2 separate regions of the Mus musculus genome follow, and region 2 is linked to region 1. A link is a loop called in an ENCODE intact Hi-C map of the cell type or tissue named here. Cell type or tissue: left cerebral cortex. All regions are shown on one strand.

Region 1 (8,000 bases):
CGAACTCAGAAATCCGCCTGCTTCTGCCTCCCAAGAATCGTGACTCTTAAAGCTTAATTAATCAATCAGATTTATATATCAATAATATCACAATTTACAAGATGCCAATGCAATAATTTCAGAGCCAATTGATAATGATAAAAGCTTTATCCCAATATTTCTAACCTTGTGAAATCATAGCTACTTGTGACTGGTAAATGCCACACAGGTACATACATGTCCAAAGCCATCTTGGTTCTTCTCCCTACCCTCTGGGGCATTCCCTCTCTCTGCAATTCTTAGCTCCGCCCCCTTTTTCCTGTCCAATCACAGACCTCCTCTGCAGTAATGTAATAGGACAGGGAAAATCCTGCAACAGCCCCCAATCCTGTCTGACCAAAAAGTTACCCAAAACCATTATTGCCTGTCCCTTGAATTCCAGCACTTGGAGGTAGAGGCAGAGAGGCAGGTGGATCTCTAGGGGTTCAAAGCCAGCCCTGTCTACATAGTGAGTCAGCAAGGGGCTACACAGTCTCAAAAAATGAAAAAGTCATGGGCAGTACTGTTATTAAATAGACTTTGTTATATTTTGTTTAGTATACCACAAGAGAGCAATAAATTGTTACTATGGAGATAGTGCCTGTAGCCATTCCTTATTTTTTCTTTTTCCTGTTTTGCGACAGGGTCTAGCATTGAATTCACTATGTAGGCAAAGATAGCCTTGAATTTGTGACCTTTCTGCCCATGCCTCTCAACTGCAATAAATCCAGGAATGGGCTGATGCTCAGCTGTTAGGCCAGTTTCTCAGAATATAAGTATGTAATACTTGTTGATTAATGTCACTCTTATGAGGTTCAAGTCAGCAGGTAAGAGCACTGACTTTTCTTCCAAAAGTCCTGAGTTCAAATCCCAGCAGCCACATGGTGGCTCACAGCCATCCATAATGAAATCTGACGCTGTCTTCTGGTTTGTCTGAAGACAGCTACAGTCTACTCATGTATAATAATAAATAAATCTTTAGGCCTGAGCAAGCAGGGACTGAGCAAGTGAAGTTGACCGGAGCGAGCAGGGCTGACCAGAGCAAGCAGAGGTCCTAAAATTCAATTCCTAACAATCACATGAAAGCTCACGACACTTTTTCCAGCCTCCGCCTCGGACCCTGCAGCCGCCGCGATGTTGATGCCTAAGAAGAATCGGATTGCCATCTACGAACTCCTTTTTAAGGAGGGCGTGATGGTCGCCAAAAAGGATGTCCACATGCCTAAGCACCCCGAGCTGGCAGACAAAAATGTGCCCAACCTTCATGTAATGAAGGCCATGCAGTCTCTCAAGTCTCGAGGCTACGTGAAGGAACAGTTTGCTTGGAGACATTTCTACTGGTACCTTACGAACGAGGGCATCCAGTGTCCCCGAGACTACCTGCACCTACCCCCGGAGATCGTGCCCGCCACCCTGCGCCGCAGCCGTCCCGAGACCGGCAGGCCTCGGCCCAAAGGTCCAGAGGGTGAGCGACCTGCAAGATTCACAAGAGGGGAGGCTGACAGAGACACCTACAGAAGGAGCGCTGTGCCCCCTGGAGCTGACAAGAAAACTGAGGCTGGGGCTGGCTCGGCCACTGAGTTCCAGTTTAGAGGCGGCTTTGGTCGTGGACGTGGTCAGCCACCTCAGTGAAGTTGGAGTTTATGTTGTATTGAATAAACTTTAAAGAAAAAAAAAAAAAAAGCTCACAACAATCAGAACAGGTACAGTGTACTCATATACATAAAATAAATCTTTTTTAAAAAAGACTTGAACCCCACCCAGTATTTGGGAGGCAGAGGCAAGCAGATCTCCATGATTGTGAGGTCAGTCTGGTCTACAGAGTAAGTTCCAGCAACAGCCAAAACTGTTACATGGAAAAACCAAAAAGGAGAGGAGGAGGAGGAGGAGGAGGAGGAGGAGGAGGAGGAAGAGGAGGAACAGGAGGAGGAGGAGATGATGAGATAATGGCTTAATTTGAAAGGCGGAGGCTGCCCTATGTGTGTATTCATATAAAAGTAATACAGTCCTATCTACTTGATAGATGCTCAAGAACTACTCTATTTCTTTGGTTGCCTTTCGTTTTTGAGACAGGGTTGCACTGTGTAGTCTTGGTTTGCTTCACACTCGAGATACTGTTTCAGCGTCCTTTGTGGGAGTATTATAGACAGGAACCATCACACAGGTTAAGAACTATTATTGAACTATGGCTTTGTTTACATTAGCTGGTATTTAATATGTGTTAAATGTTTACCATGTGCCTAGAACTACCATCTTAAACTCAAGAAATTATGTCTCCACAGAGTGACCCTTAACTGTTAGCATCCTGTCTAAGCTCCACCCCACAGTTACCTGGCAACAGCCAGGAAGGCCTGACCCACTATAAAAGGTGCTGTTTGCCCCTCTAGGTCTCTTGCCCTCTTGGTCTCTTGCTCTTCCCTCTGTCTCCTTGTCCTTCCCCATTCCTTTCCCCCCTTTCCCACGTGCTCACGGCTGCCTCTACTTTTATAATTCTCTACTCTCTCTGCCTTTCTCTACCTCTACTACCCTCTCTCTTGACTCCCCTCCCCATGCCCTGAATATACTCTATTCTATAGTCCTGTGGCTGGTCCCTCAGGGGGCAGGGATGCCTTAGCATGGGCCTGCTGAGGTACCCCCTTCTCCCATACCTCACTGTTGGTATTCTGTCTGGACTCCACCCCCCACAGTTACCTAGCAACAGCCTGGTAGGCCTGGCCCACTATAAAAGGGGCTGCTTGCCCCCTCCTCTCTCTCTTACTTTTGCCTCTTACCCTTTAGTTCCCCCTCTTCCCCCTCTCTCCCCATTCCCTTCTCCTTTCTCTCCATGTGGCCATGGGCTACTTTCTCCCTCTCTCTGCCTTTCTCTGCCTCTACTACCTTCTCTCTCTCTCTCTCTCTCTCTCTCTCTCTCTCTCTCTCTCTCTCTCTGGTTTGTTTGTTTGTTTGTTTGTTTGTTTGTTTTCGAGACAGGGTTTCTCTGTATAACCCTGGCTGTCCTGGAACTCACTCTGTAGACCAGGCTGGCCTCGAACTCAGAAATCCGCCTGCCTCTGCCTCCTGGGTGCTGGGATTCCACCATGCCCGGTTCACTACTACCCTCTCTCTTAACTCCCCTCCCTATACCCTGAATAAACTCTATTCTATACTATACCGTCATGTGGCTGGTCCCTCAGGGGGCAGGGATGCCTTGGCATGGGCCTGAGGCACCCCCTTACCCCATACCTCACCACACCCCCATAGAACATAACCTTATACTTCTCTATATTTCTATAATCACAACACTCACCACAACTCCATAGAACATATCTCCCTTTATGTTTTTATAAATACATCATTAACAGTTATAATTGCCTACATAAGGACTAAAGTGTGAATGAAAACCTTACAAGAAAACTCAAGTCTCCTACAAGCTAGCACTGAGTCCTGGAAAACTGCTGAATATCAGTTTGTCTTCCAATTTTAATTTTTGGTCGTGGGTAACTTGTTCTAACACCGCTCAAGGCTTGAGCCTTTGCACCAGAGAATAAAGGATTTCTATGTTAACCCGGCTCGGATGCAACATTCAGCGACTTGCCCAGGATCTGGCTAATAAACTGAACACAGCTTCAGCCCACCCAAGAAGCAAAAATACCAAAGCTTGCTGTCCTGCCCCTAAGGTCCATGCAGGCTTTTAATTGGTTCTGTGGCTCACTCTCTTTCCCGGTTGGTGTTCTAGCTTGCCTGTCGCTCTAAAGAATCCGCCCACCTCCGGCCAACGCTTATTGGTGTGTCGTTACATCATTGCCCCGTCAAGCCCACTCTCATTGGCTCTCATAGGAGGGGGCGGTCTCAACGTCACGGGCTTGAGCCGCCATTTTGACTGAGCAACCATAGTGACAGGAGCCGGAGCAGCAGCTCAGGTTGTCCCCGTTTCCCCTCCCCCTTCCCTTTTCCGGCTGACTTCCCGGGCCCTGCATTACACAGTCCCGGTTCTGCCATGTCCCAGAAACAAGAAGAAGAAAACCCTGCGGAGGAGACCGGCGAGGAGAAGCAGGTGAGGAGAAGGGGGGACCGGGGGTGGCCGCGCGGGCGGAATACGCCCCCGCTGCCGCTGATTGGCCGCCTCTGCCTCAGGCTGTACAGGGGTTGGCCACTACTAATGTCGCGCAGGCTGCATTTCGGCGCGGCCTAGTGCCCTGATGTCGATTAGTCAAGCCGATTGTCAATCTGTGGGCTCCCCTTTCTTATTGGCCAGTAGGCCTCTATTCAGTTCATGGAAGCCGTTCTATAATTGGGCGAGCTCTGGCGTGGGCGGGTGTTTGGAAAGATGAGGCGAATGAAAGGGGGCTGGATGGTGGTCCAGAGCTGTAAATGAGATGTTTGATTAGTAAAGATAAATACCAGACTGGAGCTCATCCTTCATCCACAGCAAGATAGAGGTCAAAGTGAAGACATTTAAAATGAACCAGCATTGGGGGAGGGGAAAAGAGTAATTATTACCATGGGGTAAGTTCAGGTGGCAACTTCCTTAGACCTGTTTGGTAGGGATGGTTTGTTGTTCACCGTCAGTGACTTATAGATCCGCTCGAATTTCTCCGCAGTGGGATGTGGTCCACCCACCATCGCATTATGAAAACACTAGTGCCAAACCCCTTCTTCGACACCATATTTGAGTTACTTAACACTGAGCTCAGGGACTCATTAAATACACTTAGTGTTATCTCTGACCCTGTTTGTCAAGTGAAAATACACTAGCCAGGAGATGGTGGCGCACGCCTTTAATCCCAGCACTTGGAAGGCAGAGGCAGGCAGATCTCTTGAGTTCTGAGTTCAAGACCAACCTAATATACACCAAGAACCCCTCTCTCAGAAAATATAAAAATAAAAACAACAAGAAAAACTAATGGCATGTTGATTTCTGTTTTCAAGTATATTACTCTGGTAAATATCTTTAGAATAAGCCACATGCCTAGCGTCCTCCACAGTGAGACCATATTGCTTCTTAGAGTGTGAATGAGGAGGGAGCCTCTCAGCAGACAAAAGCTCCCCTGACCTGTAGGACAGCCAGGAACTCTAGTAGTTCCTTTTTTATCTTTCCTGAGTGAGCTCTGGCTTGCTCTATGGTTCAAGTATCATGTTGAGATACTACCTTTAACCTAGTGTTCACAGGTCACGGGTGATTCCTTGAGTGTAATATAAGAACTAACTTGTTTTTCTTTGCTTGATACAGTTATCTTGAGCTTAGGCATTTGAACAAAGGTCTAGCTTTTAAGAGTAGAGGAGCAGGAAAGATTGGTTAGGAACACTCATTGCAGAGCACCTGGGTTTAGTTCCCAGCCCATGGTAGCTCACAACCATGTACAGTTCAGTCTAGGAAACCGGGCCCAGACTGAACTCAGGGCACTGGGCATCCATGTGGTACACAGCCATAGCCATACGAGTCTGCAGAATACATGCACATAAAATAAATAAATCCTTAAATAATACACACACTCAACAGAACAGAGTGTAGATAGCATAATTACAAACAGGTAGACCTCTAAGAAAATTTGATAATACAAAGGTTATCAGATATTAGAAGTCATTGTTTTTCAGCCATTAATTTCACTTGGCGTGTTTTCTTCAGGATACACAGGAGAAAGAAGGGATTCTCCCTGAGAAAGCTGAGGAGGCAAAGCTAAAGGCCAAATATCCAAGCCTAGGACAAAAGCCTGGAGGCTCCGACTTCCTCATGAAGAGACTCCAGAAAGGGGTATGGGACACCCTTATACTGTGGCACCTTGGATGAAGTCCGTAGACATTCTACTGCATGTTTTTCTGTAGCTTTGGTTATTTAGCAGTAGTAAAGATAAATTAGAAACTTGGAAAGAGAAAAGCAAATTATGTGAATCTCTGCAATGATGTTACTTCCCTTCTAACTATAGGAAATGAAGGATTAATGGTGGGCATTTGGGTAGGTGGCAGATGGGGACTGAAGGAAGGATATTAGATACAGAACACCCAAATAGTTCAACTTGCAATAAGGTTCTTTAGTCTGTTAAAAGCTGGCATTACACACTAACCATGCTCCTCAAGAGACTATTGTAGCTGAGTGTGCTGGCTAGCATCTGTGATCTCAGCGCCTGAGCTGAAGCAGGAGGATAACCACACATGCAAGAACAGCTTAGGCTACATAGTAAGTTTTAGAATAGCCAAGGCTAGGCTTGAGAGACGGATCAGAAGTTGAGAGAGCTGGGCTGCTGTGTCCAGAAAGGCAATATTTGGTTCCCAGTACCCATATCAGGCAGCTGGGACTCCAGCTCCAGGAGGTTGTCTGGCTTCCATGGACACATATACAAACATAATTCTTTTAAAAGATTTTGTAATTATCTTTAAAAATTAAAAAAGTGCATGCCGCCGGGCAGTGGTGGCGCATGCCTTTAATCCCAGTACTCAGGAGGCAGAAGCAGGTATATCTCTTGAGATTAAGGCCAGCCTGGTCTGCATAGTGAGTTCCAGGGTTTTTTGAAACCTGTCTCCAAAAAAAAAAAGTAACACAGAGACAATTCTTTTTCCTGTACAGAATGATAGAGGATGTAGCTCATGGGAAAGCACTTGTCTAGCCTGGGTTTAACCTATAAGGCCACAAAAGTGAAGAAACAGCAGCTGGAATGGCCTTCCTTAGCAGTGGAGGGCTGCCTTCACAGCCATCTCCTTCGTGGTCAGGTTTCTCCCTACCATGAGCTGACAGCAGATTATAAGGACAAAGCTGCAGTGTAAAGATGAGATGGAGAGAGAAGCAGCCTCCTGTGGAGAATCCCAGGTGCTCAGTCTTAGTCACAGATGACAGTGTGATGTTGAATTGCAGCTCCTCTTGAGGCGAGCCAGGCGTAGGCAGACAGTCTCACCATGGAACATGTGTGGGAGTGGTGGGAGTCTGGAAAGCTCACTGCCTCACGAGCAAGCCCAGTGCCTAATCCTGCTCTGAGAATATTTTCTAACTCTGATAGTCGGTTTCTGGTTGGTCTCTAGCTGCTGGTAGACCCAGATTGATTCTTCTTGAGTCTTATTCATGCTTTTCCCCAGCACCAAGGTATTGCTTTGGCACCTAGCTGTTACGAATGAAGTAAGTGATTGTAATTGAACCTTCTAGTACTCAGTAAGGTACAAAAGATACAGGAGTTGTCACCTAGGTTCAGGGACACAGCTGCCCCTTATGCAACAAAGGTACATGTTTCTGCTAGTAATCTGCTTATATTCTGACAAGGTCAGAGCATGCTGGGAAATGAACTTACAAGTGAGTAATGTGGACTGTGTGCATGGGGAATACTTAGACAGCTGAGGTAGGTGGGAGCTTATGCTGACGGTAGACAGTGAGTCTCTGCTTTTGGAGAACACCAAGGTTGCACATTCATCTAAACCTCGCTCCTGTCTCTTAGCAAAAGTACTTTGACTCAGGAGACTACAACATGGCCAAAGCCAAGATGAAGAACAAGCAGCTGCCAAGTGCAGGAGCAGACAAGAACCTGGTGACCGGTGACCACATCCCCACCCCACAGGACCTGCCCCAGAGAAAGTCCTCGCTCGTCACCAGCAAGCTTGCGGGGTAACCTGGGCCCCTCTCTTCCCCTTCCTCACCCACTGGACTGTTATATATTGTAGGCAGGGAATGGGCACCTAGTCAGAGCTCAGCTTGCCATCCAGGGGAGACATTCTGCTGGGGGCTTAGGTTGAAGATGGGCTCTGAGTTCATTTCTTTGGGTAAATTGAAACTTGTACACCCTCATGATAGCCCAGTAGAGACCCAAGAGTAGGAAAGACTAGGAGTGCAGAGTGCTGCAGCTTTTCCTGTGGTGAGAATGTGGAAGATGCAAGTTCTCCTGTTGGAGGAGCAAGTCCTTAGACGGGCTATCGTGGAGCAGTGTGACAGGTTCAGTGTCCCAAGGCTGAATTGACATGCTGAGAAAGGTAGAGTGAAGGAGATGCTCTCTGTGCTTCTAAGTGTGCTGTCCCTTAGGCCTCTG
Region 2 (8,000 bases), 130 kb before region 1:
GAACTGCTCATTCACAGCAGTTTGAACAGCTTTGGTCTCAGGCTTGTTTGGAGTAAATTCAAAGAGTTTGTCTTTGTTTAGGACTATGTAATATAGTACCAAAGTAGAAAATTAGTAATTATATTCATTTATTTATGAAAATATAGTATCCATCTATATAATATATAGTAAATATGTTAAATTTATTTATTACTATGTATTTCTCTTGTCTATATAATAATTTAGAAAAGTTTAAAAAAAAATGAAAACTCAAACTTGACTCCAGAATTGTTCTCTATAGCTTTTTTGTGTATGTGTAAAAATACTCAGGAATGTTGCCCATGACTCTTGGTCAGGATGTGCCGTGATGTTGATGACAGCTGCTACCATGGTTTTCATACTGGTGACATAATCAAGCATGCATATATTATCTCCCTTGGAGTTACTTTTTAAATTGTGGATTTAAAACGGTCTCTAGAAATTATTGTATCTCACAAAAAATGTTAGAGGCAATAACTAGTTTCTTAATCAATATACAGTAAATGGGTGTGAGAAAGGACAGCTTTAATTTCAACAAAGAGACTGAGGCAGGAGCATGGGCCTGGGCCACATAGTGAGAGATAAACTGTCTCATAAAAGAAAGAACAGAACAAAACCAAAATAGCATAATGGAAAATAAAAGAGGACATTGTCCACTGTGCCAAGTAACAGTCTCTTCTGGTGGGGTTAACAGTGAGGTTTCATTTCTAGTTTATTTTTTCCAATTTTTTTCTATTCTTTTTGAGGCAGATTTAGAATTTATATTAAACAACCCTTTGCAGATTTACACTTAAAGTCAAGAGCAAAAGAGAAGCACTCAGAACTGAGTGTGGGTGTGAACTCCCTAAGATGCCACCAAATTCCTCTGTAACACATAGGGATTCCAGTAAAAAAGAAAATGGTTGTGCCTTTAGGAAAAGGATCTAGAAACGGGTGCAGTGTGGAGTGAGTGGTTTCTCTTTTATAACACTCTACCATTGGGACCCGAGAGATGACGCCATTGGGAAAGTGTTTTGTCACTTGAGCCTGACCTGATGACCTGAGTTTAATCCCCAATCTCCTTGGGGGGAAGAGAGAACCAATTCCTGCATGTTGTCCTCTAACATGCGTGCCAGAGCATGCATGTGTTCTCATGTGCATACATACTCATGCACACTAAAAATAAGGTGGAAACCTTTAATACCACCACTTGGGAGGCCAATTCAGGTAGATTTCTGAGTTTGAGTTCAGCCTGGTCTTCAGAGTGAGTTCCATGACCTCAGAGAAATCCTGACTCCAAAGACAATAGAAAAAAGAAATAATAATAATAATGTGGAAAATAATAAAGGAAAACACCCAGTGTTATTGACATCTGTGTGTACATGCAACCATTATACAGAGACATGCACATGAACACACACAAATGAAGTGAAGACATGTTGATCTCTGGTTCCCATTAATTTGTGCACAATAGCCTGTACATGTATGTTGAACTTGGACACACATGGATGTTATGCTTTCTATTAATTGCCATAATTTATGAGCTGATTATATATAGGAATAGTTTTTTTTTTTAAGATTTATTTACTTATTATATGTAAGTACACTGTAGCTGTCCTCAGACACACCAGACGAGGGCGTCAGATCTCATTTCGGGTGGTTGTGAGCCACCATGTGGTTGCTGGGATTTGAACTCTGGACCTTTCGGAAGAGCAGTCGGGTGCTCTTACCCACTGAGCCATCTCACCAGCCCCAGGAATGGGTTTTTAATAATGTTTTCATGTATTTATATAGTGTTGTTTTGGGTTTTTTGGTCTTTTTGAAATAGAGTTTCTCTGTATAACAGAGTCCTGGCTGTCCTTAACCTGACTTAATAGACCAGGCTGACCTTGAACTCACAAGAGGTCTATCTGCCTTCATCTCTCCTTCCCGAGTGCTGGCTGGGATTAAAGGCATGTGCCACCACACTGACCCGTATACAGTGTATTTTGATCATAACGTGTTCTACTCCAGACCAGTGATGCCTCTCCCTCTTACCAACCAGTCCCTCTTGTATGTCAGTGTCTCTTTCCCATTTCATGATCCAGTGAGCTTAATTATCACAATTTGTAATTCTTTGTTTTTTTCTTTTTCACTTTTATTTTAGTTTCCTAAAACATTTAGTTTTAGGAAGAATTGGGAGTTAATCAGAAGTATACATTAGAAGCAGGTAATGGGTTGGGTTTGGAAGAAGGTAGTGGTTGATGAGTATCGACTTACAGGAATGCAGTACACGATTAACAATCCTTTGTTCTGTACCCCCTTCCTTTAGCAGGTGCCCACCCAGGCTACAGCCAAGACTCGTTCTTCCCAATTTGGTGTGAACAACTTTCAGACTTCTTCCTCCTTCAGTGCTATGTCTCTTCCGGGTGCTCCCACTGCCTCATCTGGTACTGCTGCCTACCCTGCTCTCCCCAACCGTGGCTCCAACTTTCGTAAGTGCAGACAAGGGAGATAACAGGAAAATCAAACTACTAAAGAAGGAGGACTTGGCAGTTATGATTGTTTTCCCTGCGTCCTGCATGTGCTGACCGAATTATAAGGAAATGCATGGTCCAGGTCTGTTTGATTTTAAACAGCCTTGCATAGGGCCTGTTGAAATGGCTCATTGTGCAAAGTGCTCGACACACAAACCGGGTAACCTGAGTTCATATCCAGGAGAGAGCTGACGCCACCATGAGCTCACATGCACCATACACAAGACAGTAAGAATCTTAAGAATCATTATAAAAACATGGTATAGGAAAACCATTTAACTCCTGTAGTTAAAGACCATGTGAATCATTTTAATATGTATAACAATCTTACTTAATAGACTGCATATGTAAATGAACAAGGAATTCTTCAGAAATGCTATCTAGGAAATGAAACTTACTGTGAGACTGAGTTTTGAAAATAGAAGCAGCCCTGACCAGCAGAGAGAAGAGCAGAAGGTAGCATATGGAGACTACTGACTTACACGTAGTTGTGTGCTGGTTTCTCCTCTCCATTACAACTATAAATGCTTATTCTTATTTCTAGCTCCTGAGACTGGACAGACCACAGGACAGTTCCAGGCCCGGACAGCAGAGGGCGTGGGTGTCTGGCCACAGTGGCAGGGCCAGCAGCCCCATCATCGGTCTAGTTCCAGTGAGCAGCATGTTCAGCAGACACAAGCACAAGCACCTAGCCAGCCTGAGGTCTTTCAAGTGAGTGGGTAAAGACTTCAGAGAGAGATCGGTCAGGGAAGAGAGGAAGAAAGAAGCACATGGTATTGGTTAGGGCTGAACGGAATGAGACAGAGGATGCATGTCAGCAGTTGAAGCAATTATAAACATAGCCTGTAACCAGACCAGGCAGAGGTACTGATGGGAAGCAACATGCAAAGATGCTAAAGAAAGGTATTTTAATTTTATACAGAGATTTACATCTCAAAGTAGTAGTTATGGATTTAAATAGAAGAATACGAAAATATATGGAGTAGAACATACTGATCATAGCTATAAGTATCTGTTTCCTTTGAGGGGCCTGCAAGATTGAATGTGGTCATCTCAGAGAAGCCAGTCAGAAAGACCAAAGGAAGGCAACATAGGGTTTGATTGAGAACAGATGTGATTAGGCACATTTCAGATGTGCCTGTAGGAGTTAAATGAAATGTTGGCATGCATATTTCTTCAGTTAAAAATATTGAGTACAAGAAAAGAGGAAAATAAATGATCTCAGAGGAAGATAGAACAGAGAATGAGGAAAGAGTTCTCAGAAGAGGGAGGTTGAGAGAACTCGCCATGCAGACTTGTGCGGCTCAGGAATGGTGGTGGTGTGGGTGGGGGAAGGGGGTCCTGGAAGGGAACTCACTAAAATAAGGGTATGTGACCCAAGTCTACCCTTTTTCTCATTAGGAAATGCTGTCCATGCTGGGAGACCAAAGCAACACCTACAACAATGAAGAATTTCCTGATCTAACTATGTTTCCCCCCTTTTCCGAATAGAACTATTGGGGTGAGGATAAGGGTGGGGGGAAATCACTGTTTGTTTTTAAAAGCAAATCTTTTGTAAACAGAATAAAAGTTCCTCTCCCTTCCCTTCCCTCACCCCTGATATGTACCCTTTCCACCCCTTGACTTGCTGAAGAAACGTTATAGAAGAAATTAAATGAATTTCCCAGGCTTTTAGGATCCTCTGAAATTTTGAGGATAGGTGAGGCCTGAATTCCTGTCCTTATTTCTTCTGACCAGAAGTTGCACAGACATGATTTGTGCTGGAGTCAAGGGGCAGAACAGAAGAATCTGACAGGCACTAATTGGATACTGTGGCTTGTTTGGATAGAAATTCTGAATGGAGTGGAGGAAAGGAGAAATGCCCTCATCACTGAGGATCATGAAACACAGTAGGGGTGTGTGGAGCCTTGGGACGTGAGCAGTCTCCAGAAAGAGGCCTGAGAGAGAGCATGAACACTTATCTTTGTGAGTGAGTGAGTGAGTGAGTGAGTGAGTGTGTGTGTGTGTGTGTGTGTGTGTGAGAGAGAGAGAGAGAGAGTAAGAGACAGAGACAGATGGGGTGAGGGGGGCATTTGAGCTCCTATGTTTTGTTCCCTATTATAGAGTATATGCAAAATTTGTCCCAGATCTTCTTTGACTTTGTGCTTGCTCTTTAAAGTGTCCTAAGAAAATTAATTTTTTCAGGTATTTTTCTATTTAGTGTTGCAGCCAAAGAGTATTTAAATTAAGTCTTTGCTGCACTTAAATTCATACCCAGCCAAAATGGAACTTTAGGCCAACCCCCAGCCTTCTGTTGCTAGGGTTGGTCTCCTACAGACACAGTGATCAAGCTGGATGACTCCTGCTCTTTGGTGCTTTCAACTCATTGGGAAGAGCTGCAGATATTACCAAAATAGGCTGGCTACATGAACACTGTCAGAAATCCCAGACTTGCCCACAAGGATAATGCTGCATTTTTCTGTCAGAGTCACACATGTTTTTCTGGAGAGGTTATTTCTGCATGGAAACTCAACTTCTTGGATTAGCTATCTTGAGTGAAAGTCCTCACTGACGAGTATGCAAACCAAATAGCCTCCTGCACAGTAGCCTCTCCTTCCTGTCACCAAAACAGTTTTAGGTCTGCTGAAGTCTGGTGTTCTTTGCTCCTTCTGCAATCTTGAAATTGGGGTTTGCTTTAGAGCACAAACATAAGTCTGTGTTAGGTGGACTTAAATCCCAACAGGGTCACTTGATAATTATAGCCATAGAAATGCAGATGCAGGTAACTGCTTTTACCCTTTACCGTCCTCAGGTGAGTCTCCTAGATCAACAGCCTTTTTTTTTTTTTTTTTCCTTAAACTGGCTCCTGTCAAAGATTAAGTTAATATGGAAAAGACCTCTTATGTGTATTGATGGGGCATGAGGAGCCCAGGCAAGGAGAGGCTCGTGGAGAGGCTGAGGGAATGTTACTAAGTTTCCCTCCGTTTGTCTCCAGTCTGGTGCCAGGCAGTAGAGTGGAAAAGGAGGCTATTTTTTTATTCTATGTGCACACATACAGTATACATATATATTTATATCACATTTTACTGAACCAAAAAGTTGGGTTTCCAATAAAATACTTGTTTTTTAATAACCGACTTGTTTTTAACTGTGATCTGAACTATAATGTACAGTTATTACAGGGCTTCTGAAGAAGGGGGGGCGGGGAGAAGCTTCTCTGAGGGGCTCGCTCTGCTTTTCCTTCACGGTTTTATTTTTGATTGTTTTTTCTTGTTGCCCATCTGTGCTAAGCCTTAACTGTGGCAAAAATAATGACATGTAGCAAAGATTTTAAAACAAAGTATTTTTTCTTTTATAAATTGTGTTGTGTTGTGTGATATTATTGATTGCGGCTCCCTGACCCCTTTACAGACATGCACAACTAAGCATTCATAAGTGAGCTCGACACACACAGGCACAGAGCGTAGTTGAATCTTCATTTCAAGACTCAGAGCTCACAGGGCCCTGGTCACTTAGCCCTGTTCTCGTGTACCCACCTGATCCTGACACATCAGGAGTAGTCAGTAGACTACTGCTCACACTGTCTGGGAGTGGGGGTTGTCTCATCTCACAGAAGTTGCTGGGGAGTGTTCTTGGATTTGAAGCCACTATGGGGCATCCTGATGTCTTTCCCCAGTGTGTTCTCCCAGTTAAAAGGAGATGAAGGGATTGTGAGCTTTAAACAGTTCAGATGTGGATCTGGGCTCTCTCTACTCAGGTGGTACATTGAGATCCTGGGGTCTAGAAATCCTGGGGTCTGTGCCAGGAATCCAGCTAGGAACTGAATCTATATTTGTGGTAATATCCTTTGTGCTTCACAGTCCCTCATTTCCTAATTCCTCACATGTGTTTATGGAAGTAAATGGAGTTTAGGGTGTGGTTGGCCAAGTCAGACTCTTATGATCTGTCACATGCCTGGATTTTGGGGAAGCGCTTGGAGACTCTTGTAACTGGACCTAGTTTGGGATTTTAATGATTGAGATGCAGTACTCATCAGACATTCTACCACCCGAGAGTCTAGCAGTAGAGTCCCACGTGTATCCATTAATGTAGATTCAAGTGTTGTAAATAATTAGGTGCTACATTGGGTCAGTTGTCTTTCCTTACTGTCATGTTGGGTGTTGATCCTTGGGCCTCATAATGTTAGGAAAGCCCACCACCGCTGAGTCATGTTCCTCAACCCTCTTTTAGCTTTTTGTAAATTACTTTTATCCTCCATTTAAGCAACTAGAATCTTTTTGTAAAGTTTATGTATATGAGTACACTATCTCTGTCTTCAGACACACCAGAAGAGGGTATCAGATCCCATTACAGATGGTTTTGAGCCACCATGTGGTTGCTGGGAATTGAACTTAGGACCTCTGGAAGAATAGGCAGTGCTTTTAACTGCTGAGCCATCTCCCTGGCCCTGTAGGGCATTTCTTAGTGGTTGATGGGAGAGAGCCCAGCTCACTGTGGATGGTGCCATTCCTGGGCTGGTGCCCCAGCCGTTGTTATTTTTAGACAGGATCTCACTAAATTGCCTAGAGTAGGTTGACCTTGAAAGTAAGTTCTTACTTAGAGACGTCTCACTGTATGGCTCTGGCTGACTTTGGACTCACTCTGTAGACTGTTGTGGCATTGACCTCACAGAGAACCATCCACCCCTGCCATCCAGTGTGTATGTTGAGGGGACAGAGGTGTGCCCATAGCCAGTGATGGCTTTGCTTTAGCTTCCTGAATATCTGGGATTACTGCACTGTCTCACACACGTGACTTTCTGGCCACTTTTGAACCATCTCACCTGGACTTTGTGGGCAGCTCCTCCCTTGATGTACAGCCATAATGGGTTAGAAAAACTACTCCATGCCCAGAAGCAGTTAATAGCAAACAGTCACAAAACGGTTTTAAATGTTTAAATTAGAGCCTTACATTTCTAGCCTTTCCTCCCCTCTCCCTCACTCCACCCCCATCATCTCAGAAGAGGATCTGACACAACGTTGGAAATGGTGCAGAGTAAGGAGGTGGGTCAGAACTAGATGAGTTGAAAAGATGGAAATTGCCAGTCAGACATTTTGAGGAAGAATGGAGACAACTAGGGCTGTGTTCTTAAATCTCCCACCAAAGTCTCAATTTGAATATTGTGCTATCTTATTTTTGCCCCCCAAAGTCAGTCAGATGAAACTAAACACTTAGCAGCTATCCACACTGGCATATGATACTGTATACACACATTGTGCAAATGTGTGTCCTTCCTCCCTAACCCCTCCTCCTTTTCATCCTATCCCTGACTCCCTCCCTTATCCAGATTTTCCAGCCACTGCTGGAGTTGACTTCCGCAATCCTTACCGAATAAATCTAGCACCCTTAGTCTTCCGCTCACAGTAGCCACGCTTCCTATCCGAAAAGAGCCTAGCGAACAGATTCTCAACAGCAGGTAACATTTTTAACTTCTGGATCTTTTAGCGTCTTGTTCCTACCAATTAACCT

The links. Hi-C counts contacts between places; a loop is a spot of excess contacts. Peaks named below come from ENCODE experiments on the same cell type or tissue, not always from the same donor. Only the 100,000 strongest peaks of a DNase experiment are listed, where the experiment ranks them.
Region 2: a loop joins it to region 1, with 2.8 times the contacts of the local background. A loop is called at or near these places in 2 of 42 quality-filtered maps.

What each region holds. Positions count from the first base shown.
Region 1 is chr3:95,621,126-95,629,125 of GRCm38, forward strand. Ensa (endosulfine alpha) reads left to right here and starts at 3,855. Exons shown (of 4, transcript NM_019561.2): 1 at 3,855-4,051; 2 at 5,624-5,749; 3 at 7,416-7,582. The coding sequence starts at 3,995. It also overlaps the pseudogene Rps10-ps1. In left cerebral cortex, a CTCF peak has its summit at 4,132; DNase peaks (open chromatin) are centred at 3,783, 4,188 and 6,873; H3K4me3 peaks cover 4,693 bases; H3K27ac peaks cover 4,584 bases.
Region 2 is chr3:95,491,390-95,499,389 of GRCm38, forward strand. It overlaps Arnt (aryl hydrocarbon receptor nuclear translocator), which reads left to right. Exons shown (of 22, transcript NM_001037737.2): 20 at 2,309-2,471; 21 at 3,058-3,224; 22 at 3,915-5,851. The coding sequence ends at 4,004. Ctsk (cathepsin K) reads left to right here and starts at 7,821. Exons shown (of 8, transcript NM_007802.4): 1 at 7,821-7,947. In left cerebral cortex, CTCF peaks have their summits at 3,094 (motif pointing right) and 4,966; DNase peaks (open chromatin) are centred at 398, 886, 3,091, 3,718 and 3 more places; H3K4me3 peaks cover 119 bases; H3K27ac peaks cover 2,043 bases.